Linked DNA regions of Homo sapiens: region 1 is linked to region 2. Evidence: read pairs that join two places in POLR2A ChIA-PET (ENCODE). Cell type or tissue: PC-9. All regions are shown on one strand. Each heading gives the region's core, and the rest is flanking DNA. Links, peaks and the distances in the headings are about the cores only.

What was found. Peaks named below come from ENCODE experiments on the same cell type or tissue, not always from the same donor. Only the 100,000 strongest peaks of a DNase experiment are listed, where the experiment ranks them.
Region 1: POLR2A ChIA-PET joins it to region 2 with 6 read pairs; 2 of 35 experiments call an interaction of 5 or more read pairs at or near these places.

Annotation. Positions count from the first base shown.
Region 1 is chr1:55,902,868-55,918,331 of GRCh38, reverse strand. It overlaps LINC01753 (long intergenic non-protein coding RNA 1753), which reads left to right. Exons shown (of 3, transcript NR_147162.1): 3 at 2,188-2,723. Among named protein-coding and RNA genes, the nearest start is that of LINC01753, 34 kb to the left of the region's middle. In PC-9, for the core only: no CTCF peak of the experiment used is centred there; a DNase peak (open chromatin) is centred at 1,601; H3K27ac peaks cover 1,448 bases.
Region 2 is chr1:56,732,298-56,746,774 of GRCh38, reverse strand. It overlaps FYB2 (FYN binding protein 2), which reads left to right. Exons shown (of 20, transcript NM_001004303.5): 10 at 2,509-2,623; 11 at 2,709-2,749; 12 at 4,554-4,614; 13 at 5,980-6,078; 14 at 8,122-8,150; 15 at 9,628-9,688. Among named protein-coding and RNA genes, the nearest start is that of FYB2, 80 kb to the left of the region's middle. In PC-9, for the core only: no CTCF peak of the experiment used is centred there; no DNase peak of the experiment used is centred there.

The sequences.
Region 1 (15,464 bases), core at 1-4,000, 830 kb after region 2:
GTGAGTCTGGTTGCCTAAATATATGTGGCATCTCCCTCCACTTCTTCCTGCTCTGGCCATATGAGGTGCTCACTCCTACTTCGCCTTCCACCATAATTGTAAGTTTCCTGAGGCTCCCCAGAAGCCCAGCAGAAGCCAACATCATGCTTTCTGTGCAGTCTGCAGAACCATGAACGAATTAACCTTTTTTCTTTATAAATCACCCAGTCTCAGGGATTTATTTATAGCAGTGTAAGAACAGACTAATATACCTCAATATTTGAAGTAAACCCTGAAAAACACAAACAGTTTCATAAAAATAGTATAGAGACCTCCCATTGCAAATAATCAGGACCCCAGAGCAAAGCTGTTTTAGGTCCATAATGGGGGAAAGACTCAGAAGCTAATCTGAATAATTTGGATGAACGAGCAGTTGAGACCAGACCAAAATTGAAATTGTCCCTGGCTAAAGCCTTCCTCCTCAATGAGAAGGAACACAATGCTATTATCACAAACCTGCTGCATAGAATCTGTTCCTCTGTTTAATGATGCTTTAGCCAATTGTAGCACAAGGGACACATTTTATAGACGTTTTCCAGGCTGGCCATCCCCAAGTGCCAACATGGATACATTGATTGCTTTTATTTAAATGAACTTCTGAGGAGGCAAAGTGAGAATACCTGGATGAGAGGAAAGATACAAAGTCTCGCTTGTCACTCTTCATTTGAACTTGTTACTGAGGCTAATAATATGGTACACAATTTCAATACAAGCAAACTGAAAAATGCACAGGGTAGCTAGAATAAGAACAATGCTATAGTAAGCGTTGGAAGAGCATGGTTTGTGAAGTTTGGAAGAGGCCAGGTCACACAGCTATTATGACATGTACAACCTATACAGCTATATAAGAAGCCCTTGAATAGAATGAGTGCAAATGATTAAGGGAGGAACGGATGATTGATTGAATGAATGAATAAATAAATGAATAAAAAGTATAGCAATAGAATAGACAATGGATTGAGAACCAGGAAATATGGTTTCTAGCCTTAAAGTCTTTCTTTTGTGTGACCCCCGGAAACTCACTTCTAATTTTATAGTTCAGTTTTCTTATTTGTTTGATTTACTCTTTTTGATATGGCACAGGTTCTTAGCTTGTGTTTAATTAATGAATAAGGATAGTCGTCCTGACTTCATACAGGAAAGGAGTCTAACATCTGTTGAATAATACTTAACATGTGCTACCACCCTGCCAAACACACACACACTCTCTCTCTCTCTCGCAGTGTTAATCCTTTTAACCATACTTAAAAGTAGTTATAATTGTCATCACTTTTACCAATGAAAAAATTGAAATTCTAATATATTAACTGATGTTTCTGTTTCACACAGAGTAAGTAAATAGGATAAAATTGGAGGCTGTTACAGACCCAAACCTTTCAATCTCACCATGTTGCCACTTGTTTGAGAAACTGAAAAAAGTATACATATGCAAAGTATTACCAGTGTTGCAGATATTTGCCCAAAGGCACATGTCTAAGTGTTTGTTTCTATACAAAATAGTCAGACCGGTTCTCATACCAACTCACACGGGATGTGAGGCAACAGATAGACCCAAATATTTATTAAGTGGGAAAGTAAGATGTCCATAAGTTGATAAAGACTGTTTTGTTTTGCTTTTTTTCTTGTGACCAGGCAACTAATAGCAAGTGAAGAAAAGGAATTGTTGGCAGACAACTTGGCTAAAGCACCAGACTTCTTTGTCATCCAGTCAGACACTAGGGGTGAAAAAAAATCTGCCTGGTTATCTTTGTCTGGTCTCTCTTGGCTGAAAAACAGGGTACTCTTCAGAGGTAAAAGGGATGGTCTGTTCCTTATCATTAAATGACCCTACACACAGAGATACCTCTGAGTAAAAGGGGAAAAATTCTCAGATCTCAAATTTTTTTTTTTGTAAAAAGTAAGAACAATATTTGAAAGAGAGATAGAGCATGAATGATGGGCATGTATGAGATTATTAGATTAAGAATTTATCTTGTAATATGCTAACAGTCCGTTTTCTAACTATGTGAAATGTATGTGAATGTATACATCTAGAGTAAATATATTGTGAGTTAGATATATATGTGTCTATTTAATTTTCATCACAAATTGTTACTCTTCCTTTTCTCAGACATCTTATTTTCCTTTCCCTTTTGCCTTGATTATCAGGAATGTCAGAAGTCATAACCATGCCTGATGACAACAGTTTCCTTTGGCCTGGTGTGGTATTGTAAATTGTCGCTTTTAGACCAACTTTTTAGTGATAGACCCTCTCTATGCTTTTTGTTGTAAGCTACTGCAGATTCTTGCCACAGGTATGAAGTAAATTCTGTTAATAGCCTTGATTTTTCACCTGTGCCACCATATATATCTTTGCCATGGCCTCATGATGGATGGAATATACTTCCCTGCCCCTTGACTTGATACTTGACCATGTAACTTTTTTGGAACAATGAAAGATGATGGAAATGTCAGTATACCTGTGCTCAGGTATACTGTGCTAGGTCTTAAGAAGCCTCCAGTGTTTCCAGCTATACATCTGCAATCACCATGAGAAGGACCTGCTCAAGCAAACCACTAGTCACAGGAGGAGAATGAGAGACACATGGAGCAGAGCTGCCCTCAGAGTCCACCTAGATTAGTTGTCAGCAGACCTCCAGTGGACTTGTAGAAACACAAGCAATAATAAAAGGCTGTTGTTTTAAGCCACTGAGTTTTGGGGTAATATTTTATTCAGCAAGTTAACCAGTACAAGGTAGATGGAAAATATCTATATTTCCATGTTGATCTTTTAAATATACATATTTGTATTTATGGTTAGTGAGAAAGTTTTCATAAATGAGTGAAAAGTCTTTAATTTTCATAAACAGAATATTATTGTATAATTTAATACTTTTGAATATTTCTATGGTTTCAATGTCCTGCCAAAACTCATGTTGAAACTTAATTGCCACTGTAACAGTGTTGAGAAGCAGGACCTTAAAGAGGTGATTAGATTATGGGACTCCACCCTCATGAATGGATTAATGCCATTACCAAAAAAAGTGAGTTAGTTATTGCAAGAGTTCTGCCCCGTATTCCTCTCTTGCTCTTCTTACGTGCACTCTGTTGCCCTTCCACAATGTTATGAAGCAGCAAGAAGGCCTTCACCAAATGCTGAGCTGCTGTCGGTCCCATGCTCTTGAACCCAGCCTCCAGAATCATGAGCCAAATAAACTATATATATATATATATAGTGGTATTATAAACTATATATAAATATAGTGGTATTCTGTTATAGCAGCAGAAAATGAACTAAGACAAATATGGTATTTTTTTACCCTGTTTGATAAACTTCATTCTTCAAAACTGTTATATCAGAATTATCTGTGAAGCCTTGCTTGATATCTCTCAACAACTAAATACATTCCTACTCTGTGCTAAATGTATATCTTCAACATATTTCTATTTTTTTCTCTCTCACTAGATTTTTATGACACCCAAGTTCAGGACTATGTTTTATGTCTCTTTGTAGCACATTTTATGGACATATCAGTCATCCAAAAATATATATAACTGGATATGCTCAATGATAGATTTTCAATCAGTTCACATATTGAGAATATAGTATTAAAATGGATGTCTTTAAGCAATACTGGATATTTGCTTTTGAAAAACAAAGCATTATTGGTGCTAAAGCACAGTATAGTACATAAAATCTAGTGCGGTGAAATACTAGTCGATACAAATAAGCTCTCAAGCCCACACTTGCTCTCAGACATCTAGATGAAAACTGACAGACATACCACAACAATTCTGGCCTTCAGTGAGACAGGCAGAGCCAAATTAATTTACCATTGATTCTCAGAAGGTCTCAGTTACTTCATTATTCCTTATAACACAGAACGAAATAATGTGTAAATTACCTTCAACAGCATCAACAAAATCAAGGGAAAAGTGTATGTAGCTCAATGAAGTGATGATTTTGGGAAGAAAATTTTATTTGATGGTCTAAACACAATGTATGGACAGAAAATATTTATACTTTAATGTGAATATAAAACATAGCATAGAACTAGGAAAAAAAATCTGTTGACTGTAATGGGCACCAGTGTTCCAGTCATAAAATTTGTTACATTGCTTAGATAAATGATGGTAAAGTGGTCCCAGCTCCTAGGATTGAAATATGGTCAGCTGGTGAGAGGGAAGGACACGGGTTACTCTGGGATTTACATCTCACTCTAAATCATTTGTAAGCAGTGAAATGACTGGAGTCCATAAATTCTGACAAGGATTCTCTACCTACAACAAAATAGTTAAACTAGAAGGAAAATGTGGTACAATAACAATTCTAATATTTCATGTCTATTAAGCTAGGGCTCCTCTGCATTTTTCATGTATTAATGCATTTAAATCTCACAGCATTCTGCAAAGTAGGGTTACGGAATCTTGGGATGTCACTTCACCAGCCAGAAACCTCTGTGGCCAGTGGTGCCTTCACCCGAGTTTTGCTGGGGCCCACTGGGCCCACACTGCATGGAAGGCTGTGCTCGGCTTGTGCTACCGGCCTGGATCCCATGCCTGCCAAGGGCAAGTGGAGCAGTGAGGGGTGTGTGAGCGAAAGAGCATGGGGTCCAGCCATCACACACAGCCAGGCATACTGGCTGCAGTGGGCCAGGCAACTCCAGGCACCGGTACAGCCAATGGCTCCCTTTGAGGCTGTGGCTGGACCAGACATACTGCAAATAGTTGCTTCCGTGGCTAGCACCAGGGAACATGATGGCGCCTGGAAGCTTGGTGACTCCAGGAACCACAGAGCCCCAGAGAGGGCATCACAGCCCTAGCTCAGGGAGCTCCTAGGTTTGGGCTCTCCAAAGGGCCACAGTTCTTCTCTCCTCCTCTCTTCTCTCCTTCTCGTCACCCACAATGTGGTGAGCAAGGGGCATATTTCAAGCCGTATTTGTGTTACAGCTCTTTTAGCACTGCCATTCGGTGGGTCCCGAGTTCTTGTCCTGCACCCAGGAAGAATGAGGTACATGAACAAGTAAAGAGTGAGCAAGGTGAAAAGGAGCTTTATAGTATGACAGAATAGCTCAGAAGAGACCTGCAGTGGATAGCTCCTCTCCAAAGGCAGGGTGTCCTGACTGCAGCTTGTCATTCCAATGTCTGCCCAGCTCTCAGCTAAGAGGAGACCCTGGAGTGGGTAGCTCTTCTCTGCAGCTGGCCACCCCCAGTGTCTTCTCAAATCTGGCTGAGTCCAGAGTTTCTATGGGCTTCAGAAGGGAGGAAGTGTGTGCTGATTGGTCCATGGGTGGCCATGGGTGGGCTGGGGAAAAAGCACCATAAGTTCTCCCTCATGTCTGCAGGACTGGCAGCCCTGCCCCTAGGCTTCAGGCCTTCCTGGGCTTGAAGGCGGGGCTTCACTGGGAACCTACCTTTTTCCACCCAGGAGCCTGTCTGCCTCCTACCACTGTTCATGGTGCTCAGGCTGTTTGTGCCCAGGGGCACCTGGAGGCCAGTGCCAAGCTATCCTCAGGCACCCTCCCCCCTGCTTCCCTCCCATGCTCATTGGCACCCAAAGTCTGGAGGGGGGCCTAGGCGGCAGGGACCTGACATGTCAGTGCTGCCCTGAGCTTGTACACATTCAACTGAGTTGCGACAGCACCCAGGCTCAGCCTCAACTTCGCTCCAAGATCAGAGTGGGTACTGGGAGCGGGGAGTGGCCAGAGAACAGGAGCAGGCACTCCTGAGCCTGTGGGAGAGCAGGTACTCCTTAGCCTGCACCCGGACATGTGGGGCTCCTGTCTGCTTCTGGCCCGCAAGAGTACAGGGATGCCCAGGTCTGCAGCCATGGCTGGGCATCTGCAGCTGTACCTAGGGAGCACAAGGCTCCCTCCCTTCCAATTCAGAAGTGAGTGGTGCTTCCACCTGTTTCTGACTCCCACCGGCTCCATGCAGCATGCAGCCCTGGCCATGCCTCCCCCAACTGCAGCCAGTATCATGGCAGCAGCCTCTTTATATAGGCTGCTGCTGCCATCAGTAGCATTACTATTATGCCCATTTTATAAATCACATTTTAGTTAATGTTTAATATGGCTTTCTTCTTCCCTCATTTCTTTTTTGTAAGTATTTTTAAATTTAAAAAAATTTTAATTACTGTGAGGGTGCAATAGTTATAGTTATATAATAGTTATATATTTATGAGGTACATATGATGTTTTGATACAGGTATACAATGTATAATGATCAAATTAGGGTAATTGGGGTATCCATCATCTCAAGAATTTTTCCTTTTTTGTATTAGGAACACTCTAATTTTACTCTTTTAGTTATTTAAAAATATATAATATTTTATTTTTAACTAGAATTGCCCTACTGTGCTATTGAATACTAGGTCTTATTCAGTCTATCTAACTGTGTGTACCCATTAACCATTCCCACTTTATCACCCATTCCCACTACCTTCTTCTCCGATTTGTGAGTTCCCAATCAAGGAATGAAACAAGCAGAAATCAACATATCACATTATTTTTAAGTCATGATAAGAAAAGGTAGCTTGGTCTATGTCAAGACTGCCTTCCTATTACGTTCCTCCAAGTTCAAACTTGTTATACAAAGAATACCTTAACAGACAAATATATACTGCATAGATTTGAAAAGTATTCATATTGCTAACATTCTCTCTTCCCTGATATGGTATACTTACTAATACAGTAAAGAGTCACTAAATAATAATTGAACAAAAAATTTACAAATGAATATATGGATAGGTGGATGGATCTGGACTTGAGAAAATGAATCTTGTTTAGCTATCTGGGTAATAATAAAATCCATAAGATACTTGAGGAGTTGGTGCAGATAATAAAGAAGACATCATCTGGCTGGAAGTGAGAATGAACCTGGAGAGGTAGCACATTGGATGGAAGGAAATTCCAAGATACTATGGATAATATTGGCAAGGTGTGTTATTAAATTATTTAGGAATTTCCCCTCACCTAGTAAGAAAATTTATTGCTCCTCAGAGATGGGAGGGGGTGAAGTAAGAGGATAATCAAAGGTAAAATTAAGGAAGTTAAAAAGAACCCACCCACATTTCTTAATTAGCTTCAAGGGGGAAATTACTGCCAAGCATAATGATGCAGAAGTTAGAATGTCTTTATTCTGCAGGGGGAAAAATTCCTCCTTCTGCCACATTTTTTTATCCAATTTAATTGGCTTATATTTGTCTGTCAGTAATGTAGGCAATTCCAAACCAAATAGGTTTAACTTTCCTTATAAAAGGACCAAAATAGCTGCAAAAGGCTAGATGTATGTCCATCACACAATCTTGGCAAGCAATATTTGCCACATGAAACATGGGTTGTTCTCCCTTTCTGCTCAGAACTGTAGGCCACACCTTTCAAAGTGCAATGAAATGTTTGGGATAGTTGAAACTGGCCCTATAAATACTCTTTTAGGTATTTCTTCAGTAAGCAAAAGAGGAAGGAAACCCACCATAACAGTAATGTGGAATGGTGACCAGGTTTTTGCCAGTAATAGAGAACACATACGTGGCCACTGCCTTTATTCCACATACCACCCACTCCACCCTACTTTTAAAACAGCAACTGGGTGATGCAATTAGTAAAATAAAAAACACACCATATGAGAAAACCATGGGGGGTAGTGGATATGTCACTATCTTAAATGTAGTGAGGGTTTCACGAGTATATACACATGTCAAAACTTATCCGTTTGTACATTTTAAATACATGCATCTTATTTTATGTCAATTATACTTCAAGAAGCTTGTTTAAAGCAAAACAAAACAAACAGAAAAACATCATATAAAATGGAAGGATGGTCCTGGTAAGAAACTAGGAGTTGAGAACTTATGTAGCTGCTTGGATAGGCCCAGAATATATATAGCTTCCAGCTATATTATCCACATTACTTACAGAGCGGTCCTTTAAAAATCGAAGTCAGATCATCTCCCCCTCTGCCTAAGACCCTCCAGTGGTTTCCATTTCTCCTTGAGTGCAAATCAAAAGCCTCCTTATTCTCATAGGGCACCATAAGGCCCACCTCTCCAGCCCCTGTGACTCCTCTGGCTTTGACATCTATTACTGTCCTCTCTTCAGCCACACTGGCCCCCATGTTATTCTTTTTTTTTTAATTTTAATTTTTATGGGTACATAGTAGGCATATATATTTATGGAGTACATGAGATATTCTGAGACAGGCATATAATACATAATAAACACATCAGGGTAAATGGGGTATCCATCACCTCAAGCATTTATCATTTGTGTTACAAACCTTCTAATTATACTCTTAGCTATTTTTAAATGTACAATGAATTATTATTGGCTGTAGTCACCTTGTTGTGCTATCAAATACTAGATCTTATTCATTTTATCTAACTATATTCCTCCCCCTCACCTGTCACTACCCTTCCCAGCCTCTGGCAGCCATCATTCTACCCTCTATCTCCATGAGTTCAAAGTTTGTAATTTTTAGCTCACACAAATGAGTCAGAACAGGCAAAGTTCGTCTTTCTGTGTCTGGTTACTCCATGTTATTCTTGATCAAGCATAGTAAACTTACCTTGGGGCCTTTGCCCTTGCCATTTCCTCTGCTGGAAATGTTTCTTCTGCTACGAAACATGCACAAAATGTACCCTGGCTATGGTACTTCTTTTTACTTTGTATTCACATTTTACATCCTTAGTGTAGCCTTCCCAGATCTGGCTATAAACATATCACTCTCCTTCCTCACCTTCACCCCAGCGTTTCCCATTTCCTTGCCTGCTTTACTTTTCTCCATAGTACCTTATCGTCATCTGCTATTCTCTATAATTTACCTCGTTATTGTTTATTGTGTTTCTCCCCACCCTTCTACTATAATATAAAAGGCAGAGGTTATTGTCTATTTTGTCTACAGTAGCACATATATATGCATGCACTCAATAGAAAATTAAAAAATCATTCAGCCAAAGCAAACATATTCAAATTATGATGGATTTTATGTGCAATAATAAATAATAAGTATACTTGTATTTATTTATAGAGGATTATTTTCATCTCTTCTAAAAATTCTCTAGTGATATATGCCACTCCTAGACTCATGAAGTACAAAAATTAGAGAAACCTTAAAATTCATCTAATTCAGTCAGATACGTGAATGGCATTTAAAATATCTCAGCCCATCACTATTGAGTACTATGCGCAGTACTTGACCTGGGTGACCAGATCAATCATAACTCAAACCTCAGTGTCATGCAATATATCCAGGTAGAAAACCTGCACATGTACCCCCTGAATCTAAAATAAAGGTTGAAACTATATTGTAAAAAAAATCTCAGCTCATCTTAACATGAATATCTCCAGTATTGGGTAACTCTCTAATCATTTATTCCTAAAGCATTTCTAGTTACCATGAGGGTTGATTTTATGTGTCAACTTGAGAAGCTGTGGTACCAGATGTTTGGTTAAACATCATCTAGATGGTGCTGTAAATGGTTTTTTTTTAATGTGATTAATGTTTAAATTAGTAGACTTTGGGTAAAGCAGATTACCAAAATAATATGAATAGGCCTCATCCAATCAATTAAAGGTTTGAAGAGAAAAGACTGAAGTTTCCTGAAGAATAAGGAATTCTGCCTTTAGACTATCTTTAGACTCTAGACTGCAATATTAACTTTTCCCTGGGCTCCAGCCTGCCAGCCTGCCCGGAAGAATTTGGACTTGTCAGCCCTCACAATTGTATGAACCTATTCCCTACAGTCTTCCCCCACCCTCTCTTTCTCTCTCTCTGTCTGTCTGTGTGTATGTCTCTCTCTCTCTGTAAATATATATGTATAAAAAATGACATATAGAACATACATATATGATATATATTATGTCATATATACTTATATATGATGTTTATATTATATATACACATATGCACACACACACACATATATATGTACACATACATATGTATATAAATAAATGATTGGTTCTGTTTCTCTGGATAACCTTGTCTAACACAGCTACTCAGCCACTGCTTTGAGCCAGACACTCTTCTAGGCATTAGCATATGATGGTGAACAAATAAGTAAAATGTTGAGGACAGCTTCAAGATACTGAAAGTGCTGGAGAAAACTGGCTATAATGTTGCCTTTTAAAACTGAGTTGAAATCCCTATCTCTGTAGTTTTCATCTATTGTTTCATTTTCTTTCCCCTGAAACTGTGGAGAACTCATCTACTCCCTTTTTCACTTCACAGCTCTTCCTACACTTAGGGTGGGGGCGATCATCATATTCCTGGCCCCAGCCTTTCCTTTGTTAAACATCCCTAGTTCAACTCACTGATTTTCCTGTGCAATGTTTTCCAACCTTCTCACGATCTCAGGAGCCCTCCTCTGAACAAAGCCAGGTAATTTCTGCCTCTCTCAGCATACTTCCCAGAATGAACCGACACCAAATGTGCAGGAGCCAACAGACTAACATGGGGCTTCCCCTCCCTGCTCTGGGTTCTGCACCTCTATTTAAGCAGCCTCAATGGACTACACTGGAGAACTCAAATCTTAGACTGAGTAAACTCTATTAAGATGATGGGTGCACATTCCATCTTACCTCTATGAGGACCCAGTCTTTAAAGCCATTTTTTTCCCCTCATATTTAGGAAAATAGCCATTTTCCTAAAATGTTTAGAAAAATGTTTATTATGTTTATTTTTTTTTATTTATTTATGGTTTCATAATCCATAATTTAAAAATCTGATCATATTATCACCAACTTCAGTATGGCTGTAGATTTTGTATATATCAATATCATAAGGTACACATTCCTTTAATAATAATGACTAACATAAATCAAGCCTATTACATGTGAGGCAAAATTCTTAACACCTTACAAATATTACTTCATGTCCTCCTCACTGCCTGTTGAGGGAGATGCTCTAAGACAGCAGTCCCCAACCTTTTTGGCACCAGGGACCCAGTTTTATGGAAGACAATTTTTCCACAGACAGAGTGGAAAGATGGTTTTGAGACCAAACTGTTCCACCTCAGATCATCAGGCGTCAGTTCAGCTATCATAAGGAGCATGCAACCGAGAGCCCTCACATGTGCAGTTTACAGTGGGGTTCACAGTCCTATGAGCATCTAATGCCACCACTAATCTGACAGGAGGCAGAGCTCAGGCGGTAATGCTCACTCGCCCACCACTCACCTCCTGCTGTGTAGCCCAGTTCCCAACAGGCCACAGACCAGTACCTGTCCACAGCCTGGGGGTGGGGGTCCCCTGCTCTAAGAGTATCTGCATTTTACAGATGAGGAAAATGAGGCCCAGAGGACTGAGCAACTTCCCGAAACTACTCAGCTAGTAATTGGAAGAGTTGGGATTCACATCTAGGCCCTCTGGTTCTAGACTCGATGCTGTGGATCCACTGTGAGATACTACCTCTCCAGATGTCATTTATGGCCCCAACCAAGCTTTCCAACATCATGGTTCCTAGGTGCAAGCCCCTGGTCTCCACCATTAGGCCACACTCATGAACTCTTATGCACACACAACACTTAGGTTCACACAATGTACACTTGTACAGACACTCCAATCACATGGAATTTTCTGTCCCTGCCCGGATACCATACTCCTTCACATGCCACAGGCTATTGTTCACATGGTTATTTAAGTAAGAAATATAATAGTTCCCCCTTGAGCCCTTTCATAATAATAACAACATTAACAACTAGCCTGTATATATAGCTACATACCTTGAACTATGCTAAGCGCTTTAGATATACTGAATCATTTAATCTCACAACAAGCAACCCCATCAGGTAGACACTGTTAAATTGAACTAAATGTGGCCTGGAAAGCCTCTGTATTTCCACACTTGAGTCCTTATGGACGAACCATAACCTAACTTAATAAGTAGACAAGACTGACAACCTAACTTAGGAGCATGCTTCTATAACAATAGCTGAGTCTCAGCCAATCCCAGCAGTCATACTTCAACCACTCATAGGCAGCTAGCTGACTGTTCAAACTGCTTTCAAACGAAGCAAATGCCAAGCTGTAACCAATCCGGCTGTTTCTGTATCTCAATTCCATTTTCTGTATGTCACCTTCCTTTTTTTGTTTATAGATTTGCTGTGACCATGAGGCATCCTTAGAGTCTCTCTGAATCTGCAATGGTTCTGGAAGCTGCCTGATTCGTGAATCTTTTTTTCCCTTGCTCAGTTAAGCTCTGTTAAATTTCATTTGTCTAAAGTTCTTCTTTTAACAACACATTATTATTTTTTCAATAATATTATTGTTTTTCAATAATTTCCTCCTTTTACAGATGAAGGAATTAAGACAGAGAGATACATTAAGACACAGCTAATAAGTGGTGGACAGGAATCTTGTCCAGGTAGCCTGCTGCCCTCAACCACTCACCTTCTTTTCTTCAATCCCTTTTAAAATGCCCCCAATTCGGCCAACCAGAGACTTTTATTTTATGTATTTATTTATTTATTGAGACAGAGTCTCGCTCTGTTGCCCAGGCTGGAGTGTAGTGGCCCGATCTGAGCTCACTGCAAGCTCTGCCAGCCAGGTTCATGCCATTCTCCTGCCTCAGCCTCCCGAGTAGCTGGGACTACAGGCTCCCACCACCACGCCCAGCTAATTTTTTGTATTTTTAGTAGAGATGGGGTTTCACCATGTTAGCCAGGATGGTCTCGATCTCCTGACCTTGTGATCCACCTGCCTCGGCCTCCCAAAGTGACGGGATTACAGGTATGAGCCACCAGGCCTGGCCCAGAGACACTTTTTTAAGCATTTTCAACTTTTGGTTGTAATTATTTATTATTTCCCCCTGGTAAATTATACCATCTTCAGGGACAGGGCTTGCAGCATCTAGTACAATGTCTGAGACTCAGTATGTACTTGGTAAATAAATGTATGAATGAGATATTGAATCAGTGACTGAATGAAGGAGCACAGGGGAAAGTCTATTGCAATTAACGGTAAAGAATGAAGAAGAGAGATTGTTCTTTTATCCTTTTCCAGAAAGATCAGCATACAGGAACTTCCAAGAATCCAAGAAGAAAACAAATGCGAAAGAAAGGTAAAAACCAAACCACAGATAAAAGAAACAAAAATCTCTTAGCTAATAAAGGACCTAGGAAGACTTTAATAAGACTTCTTTATTAGAACTTGGGTATAATATTTCTTATTGTAATATGGAGCTCTGCAACAGTCCCTTTCTTACATCCGTTTTCTTACTTCATTTCCTGCGCTAATATTTCCATGACTCTGAGTTTGTACAACTCCTTTTCTGGGCCCTGTGTCCATTTGGGGCTAAAAGCCCCTTTTAAAATGGGATAAATGCGTGAGAACTTTGGTTATAATTTCCTGAGCCAGGAATGCCCGCCATCAGAGACAGAAATTCAGAAGCAAATGACTTGTTAAGTATTCCACTTTGTCAAATGACTTAATAAGAAAGCCACTATAAGTGCAGAGGTTCTCAAAATTTAATGAGAAGAATCATCTATATGTTTACAGTGCAGATTATTAGGCCCCACCCCCAGAGATCCTGGTTTAGTATATTGGGGGTGGGGCTCAGGAATGACAATTGTTATCAAGTGCCCTCAGTGATTCCACTGTAGGTGGTCATCAGACCACACACTGAGAAAGGCTACGATGACGATGACGGAAAGAGCCCAGAATTTTGGATTTTAGAAACCTCACTGCATGCTAAATAGCATTGAAACTTGGGCAGCTTTTTAAAAGTCCCTGAGCTACAAATTCTTTAACTATTAATAGGAGACAATAATACATATACCAGACTACTAGAGCATCAGGCCATGTATCCATGGAATGGAAGATTTAATGAAGTTGTGTGAACATGTCACTGGGTTTGGCAGCTAGCTGTGTTGTAGAGAAAGGGTGGAGCTGAATTCAATCAATACCACGTTTATGAACAAATATATAAACCCTCAAACCACCATACAAATACCCAAATACCTCTGACAAACATAATTTATCATAAAGAATGAAATAATTACAAAGAATTACATTATGTTAGTACATTTGCAAACTTAGTTAAAATAGATGCATTTCAGGAAAAATATAAATTAACTAAATTGACTCAAGATAAAATAGCAACTAAAATAAACCAGTAGCCATTAAAGTTAGACTGCAACAAAAATGACCCCTATATAAAGCAAAAATAAGATCAGATGTAAACATGCTAAATAAATATTAACATGAAGATTTCAGCCATGTTAAAAACAAGACACCATAAGCAAATAATGTTTACTTAGGAAGCAGGGAGGTTCACCACAGTAAAATCTATTATATAGTGTACTACACTAATAAGAGAAACAATAAACAACTATCTCAATGGATGTAGAATAAACATTTAAAATGTTCAGCATCCATTCAAGGTGAAAATGAAAAAAAATCTCATAATCAACTCTGATTAGGAAGAAAATCTCTTAACCTGTTGAAAATATCTGTCAAAACCTACCAAACACAATACTTACAGTGAAACAATAGAACCATTTCTGCTTTTAGTCAATATTGTATTAAGAGCCCTAAATAATACAATGTGAAGAAAGAAAAGAACATACAAATTATAAAGGAATAAAGATAACTGTCCTTATTTGTAGACAATATAATTGTCTTGTAAACAGTCCCAAGAGATTCATAGACACTGTGTTAGATCTAATTAATTAATTCAACAAAGCTGATAGATACAAGATATACATAAATCAAATATACTTTTACACAAATGCAAAAATTAGAAAACATAATAGAAAAAGAAAGATTTCATTCAAATAGTGATTAAGAACTTTATATTATATAGGAATAAGTATAATGAAAATATATTTATGTTCATATTAAGAAAATTATAGGGAATTATTAAAGGATATAAAGAAAACTTGAATAAATGAACATGTATATTAAGCCTACAGTTGAATAGACCCAATATACTAAAGTATGTCAGTTCTCCATAGTTAGTTTATAAATTCAAGTCACTCAAAACCAAATCTTAGTGGTATTTCTTTACTAAATTGAAAGGGCCAAAAATAACTAAGAAAAAGTTGAAAGAACATAACAAAGTGCTGGTACTTGCTCTACCCAATATTAAGCTTTATTATTAAGCCCTAGTAATTAAAACCATGCGGTATTAGCACAAGCTCATAGGCAGACCAATGAAAATAATACAGAGTTCAGAAACAGAATCATGCATATAGAAACGTCATATATGACAACTGCAGCATTGTAGACCAATAAAGTAAAAAATGATTATCCCAATAAATAGTATAAATGCAATTGTATATACTTTCAGATAAAAAAAATAAGTTTCCTACCTCATACCATATGCAAAAATTTATTGGAAGTGAATTAAAGTCATAAATATGAAAAGTAAAACTCTAAAACTTTTGAAGAAACCATAGCAAAGAGTTATTAAAAAATACAAAAAAAACCTATGAACCATGAAAATTT
Region 2 (14,477 bases), core at 1-4,000:
AAAACACACATACAAAATGCTTATAGCAAAACTTTTTGTAATAGCCCCAAATTGGAAACTGTCCAGATGCCCATAAAAAGTAGAATGGATAAATAAATGGTAACCTATTCACACAATAGAATAAAGTCATCTGAATGAGCAAAAAAAACTATTTGCAACAATATTGATGAATCTCACAAACATAATATTGAAGGAAAGTAGGTGACACCATAGAGTGCATACTAAATTATTCCATTATTAAAACATTCAAAAATAAGTACCGCTGGTATTAGAAGTCAGGACAGTGGTCACTCTTGTGGGTAACTATTAAAAGATAACAAATGAAAGAAAACAAATAGAAAAGAAAACAGAATGGCAGAAAGAGAAGAAACTTTAGTCAGATGAAGATAAGAAAAACATGGAACAAATAAAAATATGTACTAAGATAATAGATAAAAATTTAAAAATATCAGTAAACACTATAAATGTAATGCACTAAATTCACCAGTGAGAAGACACATGCATTCAAATCATTCGAAATTCAAATATATTAAGTACTTTTTATGTGCCCAGCACTGTTCTAGGAAATGGGGGTGTATAGCAGTGAACAGGCAAAAATTCCTTTTCTCACAGAGGTTACTTTCGGATCAGAGGAGACGGACAATAAATAATAAAAGATCTATATTGAATGGTATTAATAGTAAATATGAAAAAATAAAGCAAGCTAAGAGAATTAAAGAAGCAGGTAGAGGTGATAGAGGTTGCCATTTTAAAGTGCTCATAGATTACTTCAAAAACCTCAAGTAGTTGAGGAAGAGAGCCATATGTGTATCTAGGATATGAATGACCTAGGAAGAGAAAAAAAGTGCAAATCCCTGAGGCAGAAGTTGGCCAGATATGTTGGAGGAGCTGCAAGGAGGCCAGTGTGGCTAGAACAGAGTAACCGAGGAAGAGTATAGTAGGAGATGGGGTCACAGAAATAACAAGGGACTTCTGTAGATCACTGCAAGAACTTTAGCATTTACCATAAATGAGATTTTTAAAACCACTGAAAGCTTTTGCAAGTACAAGAAAGGCATGACCTGATTTGCATTTTAAAAAATCATCTGGCTTCTGTCTTGAAAATAAAATGTGAGATAAATCGGGGAGACCGGTTAGGAGGTTATTGCAATAATTTAGGTGAGAAATGGTGGTAGCTTGGAGGAGGATACTATGGTAGAATTGCTGAGATGTATTTGAAATCGGAATATAATTTGAAACTACAGTGGACAGATGGCTTTGGATTGGAAGTGAGAAATGAGAGAGAAATGAATCGAGGATGTCTCCAAGGTTTTGGGCCTGAGCAACATAAAGGATGGAATTGCCCCTTTTATGAGATTGAATAAACTTCAGGAAGAGCAAACTTGCAGAGAGAAATTATGATTTTGGTTTGGAATGTAATATGTTTAGACAACCAAAAGGAAATGGTGTGAAGGCTGATAAAGTATCTGGAATTCATGAGAGATGTCTAAATTGGAGATGTAAATTTGAGAGTCGTCAGTGTTTTTAAAATGAAGGCATAAACTTTTGCATTTGCTTCAGCCAAAAGGAAGGATTGAGGAAGGAAATAAATGCTGCAGACTAAGAAGAAACTGTGTGTGTTCAGCATCTTTATTTTGTATTGGAGAAATTTACTGATAACTCCTTGAGAAAAAGTAGGACCTTATGCCTCTGAGAGCTGACATTCATTGAGATGGTTTGGGGCCTACACGCTCACTGACTTCTTGTCAGAGGATAAAATCTTATTGCTTGGTTCATTTAATTAATAGATACCAGTTAATGTGCTTGTTGTTTATTTCTCAAGTATATTACTTTCTATTTCTGATTAATAGTTCATATCTGAATATGGCTATGAATTACCCATACCCTAAATATTAACCTATGCCAACAGATAAAGAGGTGGCAGTTTTATGGTTATGACAAGTTTACAACTCTGTGAAGTAAGCCAGCATCTACTTGTGCAAACAATCCCTATACATTTGTTAACCTGGCACACTATCTTCTGGCTAACTCCAGAATGAATTAATGAATAATATATATTGATATGTGCTCAATCGACTTGTCTGAGAAATTTTGCTTTAAGAACTGCCGTAAGACTGGATAAGATCATCTAGATGTAGAGAGATAAGCCCCAGGGATGTACCCTGGTAGACTTCAAAGTTTGAGGTCAGGGATTAAAGGAAGAACCATCAAAGAAGGGAGTTACTAGTTTACTAGGTAACCAGCACCCTTCATAAATATGTATTTAATCCTTGCCAAAACCACATGATTCGGTGTTAGCATCATTATCCTCAACTTCAGAGAATCATAACTGAGGCTCTACAAAGTGAAGTGGCTTGCCCAAGGATCATACATACCAAGACTGTAATCCAATTTTAGCCCATTTAATCTGCCTTTTCTTATGCTTGCCTCCACTGCCAGTGATGTGTGTGAATGACTTTATGATGGCAGCTGATGTGATGTTTTTCAGGTTTTCTGGTTTCCTTTCAGGTGGGCATCTGGAGGTTTTGGAGTCAACTAAAGAAACTCCAGACCTAGGGGTCTCTAAGACAAGTTCCATCTCGGAGGAGATATATGATGATGTCGAGTACTCCAGGAAAGAGGTGTAAGTAACATTCCAGTCTTTCAGCAAGATGAATGTGATGAGACTTTAAAGGTACAATAATGGTCTTTGTTATTTTCTCCCATAGACCGAAGCTGAACTACTCTAGCTCACTTGCCTCAAGTAGTGGTAAGTATAGGAAGACATTTCTGAAGTTGCCAGTAGGAATTGCAGAATGCTTCTATGGCTGATTAGTGATAAGATGTCTTTTAATTATTCATATTTTAATAATGCCAATTTGTGGGAAGCTAAGAGAAGCAATACCAAGATATGTGCTAACAGCAATACCAAGGTATGTGCTAATAAATGCATTTAGAATCAGGAACATGAAGATGCTGGTAAGAGCATTCTTATGGTAAAAGTGAGTTTACTTCCTTCCTGATCTTTTCACAGTGTAAGTCTGATTATAGGACTGTTTTTACTTAAAACACTTTCTTGGCTTTCCAATACTTTTAAGATTGGCTTCTGACATGATCTAGAGTCCTTGACTAACCTACCCCTACAGACCTCTGGAGCCTCATCTCACACTGTACTCAATCTTCATCTTTGAGACCCAGTTATGCTGACCTTCTTTTAGCTTGTATAATTTGCCAAGCTCCAACAGCAGGATATTTTCATATGCTTTTCCCTCCCTTTCCGGAATGCTCTTTCCTCCCCTGGGTACCTTTGTTTCACTGACTCTTAATCTTCTAATCTCAGCTCAATCATTATTTCCACAGGGAATATTCTCCTTGGTGTACAATCTCATAGTACCATGGACTTCTTTTTCATAGTACTTGTCACAGTTGTAATTTTATACTTATGTGACTTTTTAATTAATGTCTCCCCTCCTAGATTATTACCTTCTTTATACATACCATTTTCTCCAGCCCCTAGCATAATGCCAAGTACATGTTAGATATTCAAAAAAATCTGTTGAATGAAGGAATTCATGAATGAAAAAGTAATGGGGAGGTATTGGTCAAAGGATACAAAATTTCAATTAGGAGAAGTACCTTCAGGAAGTTTATAGTACAACAGTGATTATAGTTAATAACAAAAGTATTATATACTTGAAAATTGCTGAGAGTAGATTTTAAAATTCTCACCACAAAAAATATGTGAGGTAATGAATACATTAACTGGCTTGACTTAGTCATTCCACTATGTATACAATTATCAAAACATGTTATATATCATAAGTATATATAATTATTATTTGTCAATTTTAAAATAAATTTTAGAAAAAGAAAAAGCAATGGAGTGGAGAGAATCAAATGTTACTCTGATTGATCTTAGAATCTCAGAAGTTTAGAGGGAAAAACAACCTTAAATATCATTAAACCCAGTACACTCATTTTAAAAAGAAAATTGAAACATAGAGAAGTGACTCCTCTAAGATCATTGTGTGTTAAAGTTGAGTTTTGAACCTAAAAATCCTGACCCTGATATTCAAAATTCTTTCCATTAGACTCTGTTTCAGGATTGAATTAAAGTATAACTGTGTATGTTAAGCTTATGTGTTGGGCTAGGCCAAAGCCATGCTGTGAAGGGAGAGATTATTCAAGATATATCTCATTTTCCATGGTTGCCCCAGCATTCAGCGCAATGCCTGATGCTTAGTAAATTCTGATTGTTATGTATTAAATACAGGAAGGAGGGAGGGTGGAAGGAAGGAATCTATTGAAGAACCAACTTTCTTTGACTAAATCAGTTCAAATTTGGAATCAGGTGGAAATGAGTCTTAATTTTCATTTATACATACTTTTATAGAGGTTTAAGTATTTTTACCATATGCTTTTAAAAACATGTGGGTGAGTTTCAGTAAAAACTATTTAACAAAAGAAAGATCAAAGTACCTAGCATCTAGTAAGTATCTAATACTTTTTGTTAAATATGAATCTGAACTATTGCTATTATAATGAATATAAGTAGGGTTTTCTTCTAATTTCAGAAGAAAATAGAGAACTGTATGAAGATGTCTACAAAACAAAGAACAACTACCCAAAGATAGAGTGAGTTTCTCTCTTTCTTGGCTTTGTAGGCTAATGACTTCCTGTTAGTCTAGTAAAGCCAGAGTTTCAGTGAGGACCCACCATCCGCCCCCCAGCCCCACTGCCACCCCCGACTCCCATCATCATCTTTTAGGAAAGATTCACACTGAGAGTTATGATAACCTATTGTAATATTACAATTGTGATCAATAGGATACTTGTAATTGTGTACAATCATATACTATCAATATTAAATCACATTGTTCTCGCTTTTGAGAAATACCCATTTCCCAGAGTAAATGATTTTGATATTGGGTTAGAAAATAAGTAATAAAAGAGATGTAAATATTAATAAAACTTGCTTCAATTTTATAGCTGTTTTTCCAGGAACAAATTAATGGTTATGACTTACCTGTGTCTCTGTAAGTTAGTAAGGCTATCTCCGGGATTTGGGCTTAATATAACATGTAGTGTGATTCAGTGTTATCAAGAATAAAATTTGTTCAGATGGGTATTATTCTACAAGTTTAGTTATTAAGGACATGTTGTGGAAAAGAAAACGGCAATGGTCAAAAGCAAGGAGTTTAAGGGTTCAAGGGGAAAAAGACCCTGAACTGGGCATGCTGGTTGGCACGATGTGGGTATATCATTCCCTCACTCTACCCCCTAAAGGCCCCAAAAGGATATTTGACAGAATTGTAATCATCAGCTGGGTAATCAATGTACCATCACTGCTATATTATTCAGTAAATTAAAAATCAATGATAAGAATTTCAAGAGTCAGGATTTTCTATAACGTATTTCTAGCACAGTTTGTAAAGTACATTTCCCTGAGTTATCTTTTCCTCTAAAGGGAAGACTGCTTCATAAAATCTGCAAAATAGAGATTACTTGCAGTAGTTTGTCTTGAAATATCATTACTCCCTTCATAGTTGACTGGTGTGTGCAACTTCATATCACATCTAAACAAAGAAAAGCATAGAACTCAATAAGGCATCTTCTTGCTCTTTCTTGAGTGAGATGTGTTTTGGACATGAAAACAAAGCCTCTGGTTCTTTATTTTTTTTATGGACTCAGAGGTACCTGTGCAGGTTTGATACATAAATATATTGCCTAATGATGAGGTATGGGCTTCTAGTCTACCCATTACCCAAACAGTGAACATTTACCCAATAGGGAACTTTCCAACCTTCATTCTTCCTCCCACCCTCCCGCTTTTTGGAGTCCCCAGTGTCGGTTATTTCCATCTTTATGACCATGTATACCTATTGTTTAGCTCCCACTTACAAGTGAGAACATGTGGCATTTGATTTTATAATACAACAGCCTTCTATCTCTAGTACTCTCTTAAATGCCATGTTACTTATATCCTGTGATTCCTCTCAGTTTAGATGGAAAAGAAGCACTCAAAAGACTGCAGCAATTCTTCAAGAAAGAAAAGGATAGATTTAAAATAAAGAAAACCAAGTCGAAAGAAAACTTAAGGTAAAAAGTCCCTTTAAATCCCTTTCCACGAGGGGATTAACCTGGTAGATACACAAGTTGATGTTCTCCATCCAATCTCAGAAACAGTGAAGGGGATATCAGAAACTAAAACCAAGGGTCTGGCCATCATCTGCCCCTTTCTTGTGAATTTTTGATTGAACTACATGCACAGAGACTAATTAATGAGAAAGTGGCATGCTCCTTTGAAAAAATGGCAGAGAAAGGGTTGAAAATAAGGGTAGAGGGAAAATCTTAAGCGAAGTCCAGAAAGGAAACTTTCCTCATCAGCCTTAACATCCTATTCCTGTTGTTACCACTAAGCATTACTTACCATGTCCTTTTATGCTTTTGGGGCCCTACAAGCCCCAGTAGTTTTTATTTGTCTACTGTTCCATATTTAATTTATCTCCCTTGAGAGCAGCAATATGTGGAAGGGGGAGATGAGCTGCTCAGCTGAACAGTTCGTGTATTGCAAGGTCTTAGACCTGGAAAAGATCCTCTGAGATAACCTAGGCTAACTGCCAGTTTTGAGAGAGGTTCCAAATTCACTAGCACTAGAAAGAGATGTGAGGGGACCTGGATTCTATATTCTAGTACCAGTTCTGCCATTTATTCCATGTACAACTGTGGGCATATCACTTCCTTTATACACCCACAGCATTCCACTTTTCTCCTGCATATAATGGAAGGGGGACCCTGGAGACGCTTTGCAGGCAATAGATAGATATAGATGTAGATATTCAGGTGCACCTCAATTTATGATGGGGTTGTGTCTCAATAAACTCATTGCAACTCTAAAATATGTTAAGTTAAAAGTCCATTTAATACATCTACCAAACATCATCGCTTAGCCTAGCTCATCTTAAACATGCTTGGAATATTTACATCAGCCTACAGTTGGGCAAAAGCATCTAACACAAAGCCTGTCTATAAAAAGTGTTGACTATCTCATGTAATTTATTGAATACTGTACTGAAAGTGGAAAAAGAATGGTCTTAAGGATACTTGAAGTAGGTTTCTACTGAATGCGTATTGCTTTCACACCACTGTAAAGCAGAAAAATTGGGAGTCAAACCATTGTAAGGCTGGGAACATCTGTGTAGATATACAGACATAGAGATGTATTTTGTGAGGGCAGAAGATGCTAAAATAATTTGCCCAAGGTAATTACCTATAGTGAGATGGAATTATGTTGTTCTACCCTGAAGTTCTTTTTGATTATAAAGCCTCAGAGTTTTGTGGCTTTAAGTTCAACTGTCAATTGGATCTAGATCTACCAAGAGACCCTACAAAACATGAGGTTTATAAATTGTAGTCCTGATATGGAAGAAGAGGGAGTGTGGTCAGCGAGACCCTATGCACAAAGGCAGACCCTGGCCTTAGCAGATTAGATGTTTTCTGAGAGAAAATTATTGGCATGATAACCGGCAGTCCCATAATATTTGATCAAGATGAGAATGCTAATGTTTTAAATATGCAAATCTGATTACCTTTCTCTCAAAACTATTCATTGGCTACATACTACGTTTAGAATAAATATCCAGTTCCTTACCCTGGCAAGTAAATACTTCATGGCTGTCCCCATTCTACTTCTCTAGTTCTGTCTCTCACTAAAATTACTCTCACTACCATCCCATCCACATAGCTATAGATCTCAGACTCTGCCATGGTGTCTCATGCCTCCATGCTTTGAACATGACATTCTCATGGTCTGGAATGTACCTGCCCTCCTCCAGCCTTCTTTTGTTCTCAAAGTTCTAGTTTTCCCTTAAAATTCGATCAAATATTGTCCCTTATTGAATGTCTCCCCTGAACTTCTCTTCCCAAACCTGGATTACCCATTTCCTTTGTGTTCCCATAACATCTTGTGCACATCTTGTGACATCTGTTAATACCAGAGAAACTATTTTTACTTGGAGTCAGAGAATACCAGGGCAAGAAGGGCAATCCAGCATCATCAATATGTTATTGGAGATCTGTCAGCTCATCTTTCCAAACATGGTTTTTTTCCTTAACTCTTTTGTGTCTTTTGTCAATCAACAGTGCATTTTCCATTTTGCTGCCTGATTTAGGTAAGTGCCATTTGCTTATTGCAGACCAAAAGTACTCAGCTTTTGTATATTCAGAGGCAGGGAAAGAGAAATGGTAACCCTTCCTGCATTCCCACATTTGATGAAAAATTGCTCTACCAAAATCAAAGAAGATGTTTCACACGGAAGTATTTTTTTACTTTGGAGAAGATGAGTAGTGTTTCTCAAGTACCTACTACATACCATGCCCTGGGGCAGATGTGTTCCTCTTAAAATCCCAGAAAAATAAATGTTATCATCCCTTTTTAGAGAAGCTGTAGGACCATATTTAAGTGATCCAGGATTTGTATTCCAGGCTCTCTGACTATGAAACTCATGCATTTTGCATTCTACCATACTGCCTTTTGAAGGACTTGATATCCTTCATCCTAATTAAGACACTAACTGAATATGATCACATTGCCACCAGCAAACTAACTGAATTGAGAATGGATCATTGGAATGTTGTTTGCTTTTCCATTAAAATAATAGTGCATAAATTAGCACGGTGCTTGACACATAGTAGGCTGTCAATACACGTTCAGTACATTGAATTTGTCAATAAAAGAGGGTCATGTGTTCTGTTGTTTGTTAGTTTTTGTTTAGGGGTTCTAGCTATGTGGCTACCTGGATGTCACTCGAACTTGACAATTCAAAAGTATATTATATTTCATAAATATGAGTTTGCTGAACTAAAAGACAAATGACAATTATATATACCTGATAAAATCCCACATCTCAACATATCCTTGGTCTGTGTTTAAAAGAAAAAAGCTGACCTAGAATAGGCATGCATTGTATCCCCACCCACATTTGAAGGTATTTAATAAAATAAGGGAGTGAATAATTATGAATAATTATACTAGAAGGTCTCAAACTTGTTCAGTGGTGAATCAAATGAAAATCATGTAATTCTATGTAGAGTGCCAAGGAATGTGAATATCCTAAAATGAAAATGCCTAATTATTATTATGCACTGAGTCAGATTCAACATTATGCAAGATTATTGTATAGGAGCAATTGCCAATGATTTGAAATAAAAACCATGGAAGAAAAATCAACATTACTGTTCTATTAAGCTGTTTCTCCCCCCTAGGAGTTAAGAAAAGACCTCTCACTATTCTAGCAGTATAGCATATTTGTTCAATTCCAGAAAGATGGGAACTTAGTCTAAAAATGACTCTTTGAGCAACTCATATTTTTCTGGAACTCTATGTAAAAGCAAATTAATATAAATATATATGTTTTGAGATACTGGGACATCACACTTTTTTTTAATCTTTCAGTTGAATTTCTTCCCAAATAGAGAATATTTTTATTCTTTGATTCTTCTAGCCTATCTGTATTTTATGATCAGATTTTGCTAAAACAGACCTGAAGATGCACCTGGATAATTAGGTAATTGAGTATAATTTGGAAAGTCAGTGCTTATATAAACCATGCTTAATAATGGACTATTTTGATTCTGTCTTGACCCTAGAACTTAAGTCTCAGGAAGTTATTATTTATGATGATGTAGACCTGAGTGAAAAAGAGTCAAAGTAAGTAATTTACCTTATTGGTCATCCCTGCTGATATTTGACCCATTTCCTGATGCTTTCTTAATTATGATCACAGAACCATCTTTTCAGATCCTTGGAGATTGAATGAAAAGTCAACTTAAGATAGTCTTCTCACTAAGAGGGGAAAACACTGAATAACATATATGATCCAAAAGTGGTAGGTGACCACAAAAGGCATTGGAGGTTTTGAGTTTGTTTCTGTTTTTTATTTTTGAATTCAGACTTGAAACTCATTTCAACACATTTTTTAAATTATCTCCAATGTACATGACAACATGAAGGATAGCAAGCACTATGTGACAGAACGTCTGTATTCAAGGACTAAATAACTATAATTTATCAAAAAAGATGGCTGCATGCAGTGGCTCATGCCTGTAATCCCAGCACTTTGAGAGGCAGAGGTAGGTGGATTGCCTGAGTCTAGGAGTTCAAGACAAGCCTGAGAAACATGGCAAAATCCCATCTCTACTAAACTAGCCAGGCATGGTGGCACATGCCTGTAGTCCCAGCTATTCAGGAGGCTGAAGTGGGAGGATGGCTTGAGCCTTTGAGGCAGAGGTTGTAGTGAGCCGGGATCACACCACTAGACTCCAGCCTGGGCAATGGAGACAGGCTCTGTTCCAAAAAAAAAAAAAAAAAAAGCCATCCTTAAGTTTGATGCTCCCTCTCCAGTCACTTATTATTTATACTTTCCCTCTTAATCAATTGGTTAAAAATAAAAGTCTCCTCTCTTCATGTTTGATTCATCTTTCCTTGCTCACTGCAATTAGGTTTCCTATTATACAATTGAACTTATTTTTGGTAAGGTCACTAATAACTCCTTTGTTAAATCCAACAGATACTTTTAAGCCTTTATTTGTCTTCTCTATATCTTAAAATATGAACTATGCCATCCTCCAAAGGAAAAAAAATACTAGTTTTTCCCTAGGTTTCTATGTTATTATTTCTTTGTTATTTGATGTTATTTTTAAGTTGACATATAATAATTGTACATATTTTCCAGGTAGATAGTGATGTTTTGATACACAAAATATATAGTGATAAGATAAAGGTAATTAGCATATTCATCATCAAACATTTATCATTTCTTTGTGTTGGGAATATTCAATATCTCCCTTCTAGCTATTTAAAACTATATGATATATTATTGTTAACTATAGTCATCCTATGGTAGTTGTATTAGCCCATTTTTACACTGCTATAAAGAAATACCTGAGACTAGGTAATTAATAAAGGAAAGAAGCTTAATTGACTCGCAGTTCCGCGTGGCTGGTGAGGCCTCAGGAAACTTACAATCATGGCAGAAGGGGAAGAGGCACATATTACATGGTGGCAGGCAAGAGAGAGAAGAGAAAGTGAAGGGGAAAGAACCCCTTATAAAGCCATCAGAACTCATGAGAACTCATTCACTATAATGAGAACACTATGTAGGAAACTGCCTACACCTCCAGTCACCTCCCTCCCTCGACACATGGGGATTACAATTCAAGGTGAGGTTTAGTGGAGACACAAAGCCTGACCATATCAGTGGTATAGAACACTAGAACATATTCCTCATATCTCACTGTATATTGTATCCTGAACTAATCTCTCTCTATTCCCTACTTTCCCAGCCTTTAGCATCCTCTGTTCTACTCTTTATTTCTATGACAGCAACCTTTCTTAGCTTTCATATATGAGTGAGAACATGTCGTGCTTAACTTTCTATTCCTGGCTTATTTCACTTAACATAATGTCCTCCACTTCTATCCATGTTGCTGTGAATGACATGATTTCATTCTTTTTTATGGCTGAATAGTGCTCTGCCATGTGTATGTTTATCACATTTTCTTTACCATTCATTTGATGTTGGATACCTAAGTTGATTCCATATGTTGGCTATTGCATATAGTGCTGCAATAAACATGGGAGCATAGATGTCTCTTTGATATACTGATTTCATTTCCTTTGGATTAATACCCAGCAATGGAACTGCTGAATCATATGATAGTTCTATTTGTAGTTTTTTAGGAACCTCCATACTGTTATTCATAGGTGCTGTACTATTTATATTCCCACTAAGAATGAAGAGAATTTCCTATTCTCCACATCCTTGCTAGCATGTGATTTTTTTTTTGTCCTTTTGATGAATGCCATCCTAACAGGGATGAAATGATACCTCATTGTGGTTTTGATTTGCATTTCCCTGGTGATTAGTGATGTTGAACATTTTAAAATATGTTTATTGGTCATTTTATTTTATTTATTTTTTATTATACTTTAAGTTCTAGGGTACAAGTGCACAATGTGAAGGTTTGTTACACAGGTATACATGTGTGCCATGTTGGTTTGCTGCACCCATCAACTCATCATTTACATTAAGTATTTCTCCTAATGCTATCCCTCCCCCAGCCCCTCACCGCCTGACAAGCCCCAGTGTGTGATGTTCCCCACCCTGTGTCCAAGTGTTCTCATTGTTCAATTCCTACCTATGAGTGAGAACATGCGGTGTTTGGTTTCCTATCCTTGTGATAGTTTGCTGAGGATGATGGTTTCCAGCTTCATTCCATGTCCCTGCAAAGGACATGAACTCATCCTTTTTATGGTTGCATAGTATTCCATTGTGTATATGTGCCATGTTTTCTTAATCCAGTCTATCATTGATGGACATTTGGGTTGGTTCCAAGTCTTTGCTATTTAAAAGACACAGACTGGCAAATTGGATAGAGAGTCAAGACCCATCAGTGTGCTGTATTCAGGAGACCCATCTCATGTGCAAAGACACACATAGGATCAAAATAAAGGGATGGAGGAAGATCTACCAAGAAAATGGAAAGCAAAAAAAGCAGGGGTTGCAATCCTAGCGTCAGATAAAACAGACTTTAAACCAACAAAGATCAAAAGACACAAAGAAGGCCATTACATTATGGTAAAGGGATCAATTCAACAAGAAGAGCTAACTATCCTAAATATATATGCACCCAATACAGGAGCACCCAGATTCATAAAGCAAGTCCTTAGGGACCTACAAAGAGACTTAGACTCCCACACAATAATAATGGGAGATTTTAACACCCCACTGTAAATATTAAACAGATCAATGAGACAGAAGGTTAAAAAAGATATCCAGGACTTGAACTCAGCTCTGCACCAAGTGGACCTAATAGACATCTACAGAACTCTCCACCCCAAATCAACAGAATATACATTATTCTCAGCACCACATCGCACTTATTCTAAAATTAATCACATAATTGGAAGTAAAGCACTCCTCAGCAAATGTGAAAGAACAGAAATCATAACAAACTGCCTCTCAGACCACAGTACAATCAAATTAGAACTCAGGATTAAGAAACTCATTCAAAACTGCACAACTGCATGGAAACTGAACAACTTGTTTCTGAATGATTACTGGGTAAATAAAGATGTTCTTTGAAACCAATGAGAACAAAGACACAACGTACCAGAATCTCTGGGACACATTTAAAGCAGTGTGTAGAGGGAAATTTATACCACTAAATGCCCACAAGAGAAAGAAGGAAAGATCTAAAATCGACACCCTAACTTCACAATTAAAAGAACTAGAGAAACAAGAGCAAACAAATTCAAAAGCTAGCAGAAGGCAAGAAATAACTAAGATCAGAACAGAACTGAAGGAGATAGAGACACACAAAAAAACCTTCAAAAAATCAATGAATCCAGGAGCTGGTTTTTTGAAAAGATCAACAAAATTGATAGACCACTAGCAAGACTAATAAAGAAGAAAATAGAGAAGAATCAAATAGATGCAATAAAAAATGATAAAGGGGATATCACCACCAATCCCACAGAAATACAAACTACCATCAGAATACTATAAACACCTCTACCCAAATAAACTATTGGTCATTTTAATGTCATCTTTTGAGAAATGTCTGTTCATTTGCCCATTTTTTAATTGAATTTTTTTTTCTGTTTTGCTGTTTGAGTTCCTTGTATATTCTGGATATTAATCACCTGTCAGATTAATAGTTTGTGAATATTTTTCTCCATTCTGTAAGTTGTCTTTTCACTCTGTTGATTGTTTCTTTTACTGTGCAGAAGCTTTTTAGATTGCTGAAATCCCATTTGTTGATTTTTGCTTTGTTACTTGTGCTACTGAGGTCTTAGTCATAAAACCTTTTCCTAGACCAATGTCCTGAAGTGTTTCCCCTGTTTTCTTCTAATAGTTTTAGAGGTTTGGGCCTTACATTTTAAGTCTTTGATCTATTTTTGTTTGATTTTTGTATAGTGTAAGTGGTGGGTGGGGGGGTCTAGTTTTATTCTTCTGTATATGGATATCCAGTTTTCCTAGCACCATTTACTGAAAAGACTGTACTTCCCCCATTGAGTGTTCTTGGAGTTTTTGTCAAAAGCAGTTGGCTGTAGATACATGGATTAATTTCTGGGTTATCTATTCTGTTCCATTGGTTTGTGTGTCTGTTTTATGCCAACACTGTGCTGTTTTGATTACTAGAGCTTTGTAGAATGTTTTGAAGTCTGGTACTGTGCTTTATACAGATTTGTTCTTTTGCTCAGAATTGCTTCAGCTACTTGGGGTCTTTTGTGATTCCATACAAATTCTAAGATTGTGTTTTCTATTTCTGTGAAGAAAGGCATTGGTATTTTGATGGGGATTGCATTGAATCTGTAGATTGCCTTGGGTAATATGGTCATTTTAACAATATTAATTCTTCCAATCTATGAGCATGAGATGTCCTTCCATTTGTTTACATCATCTACAATTTATTTCATCAGTGTTGTGTCATTT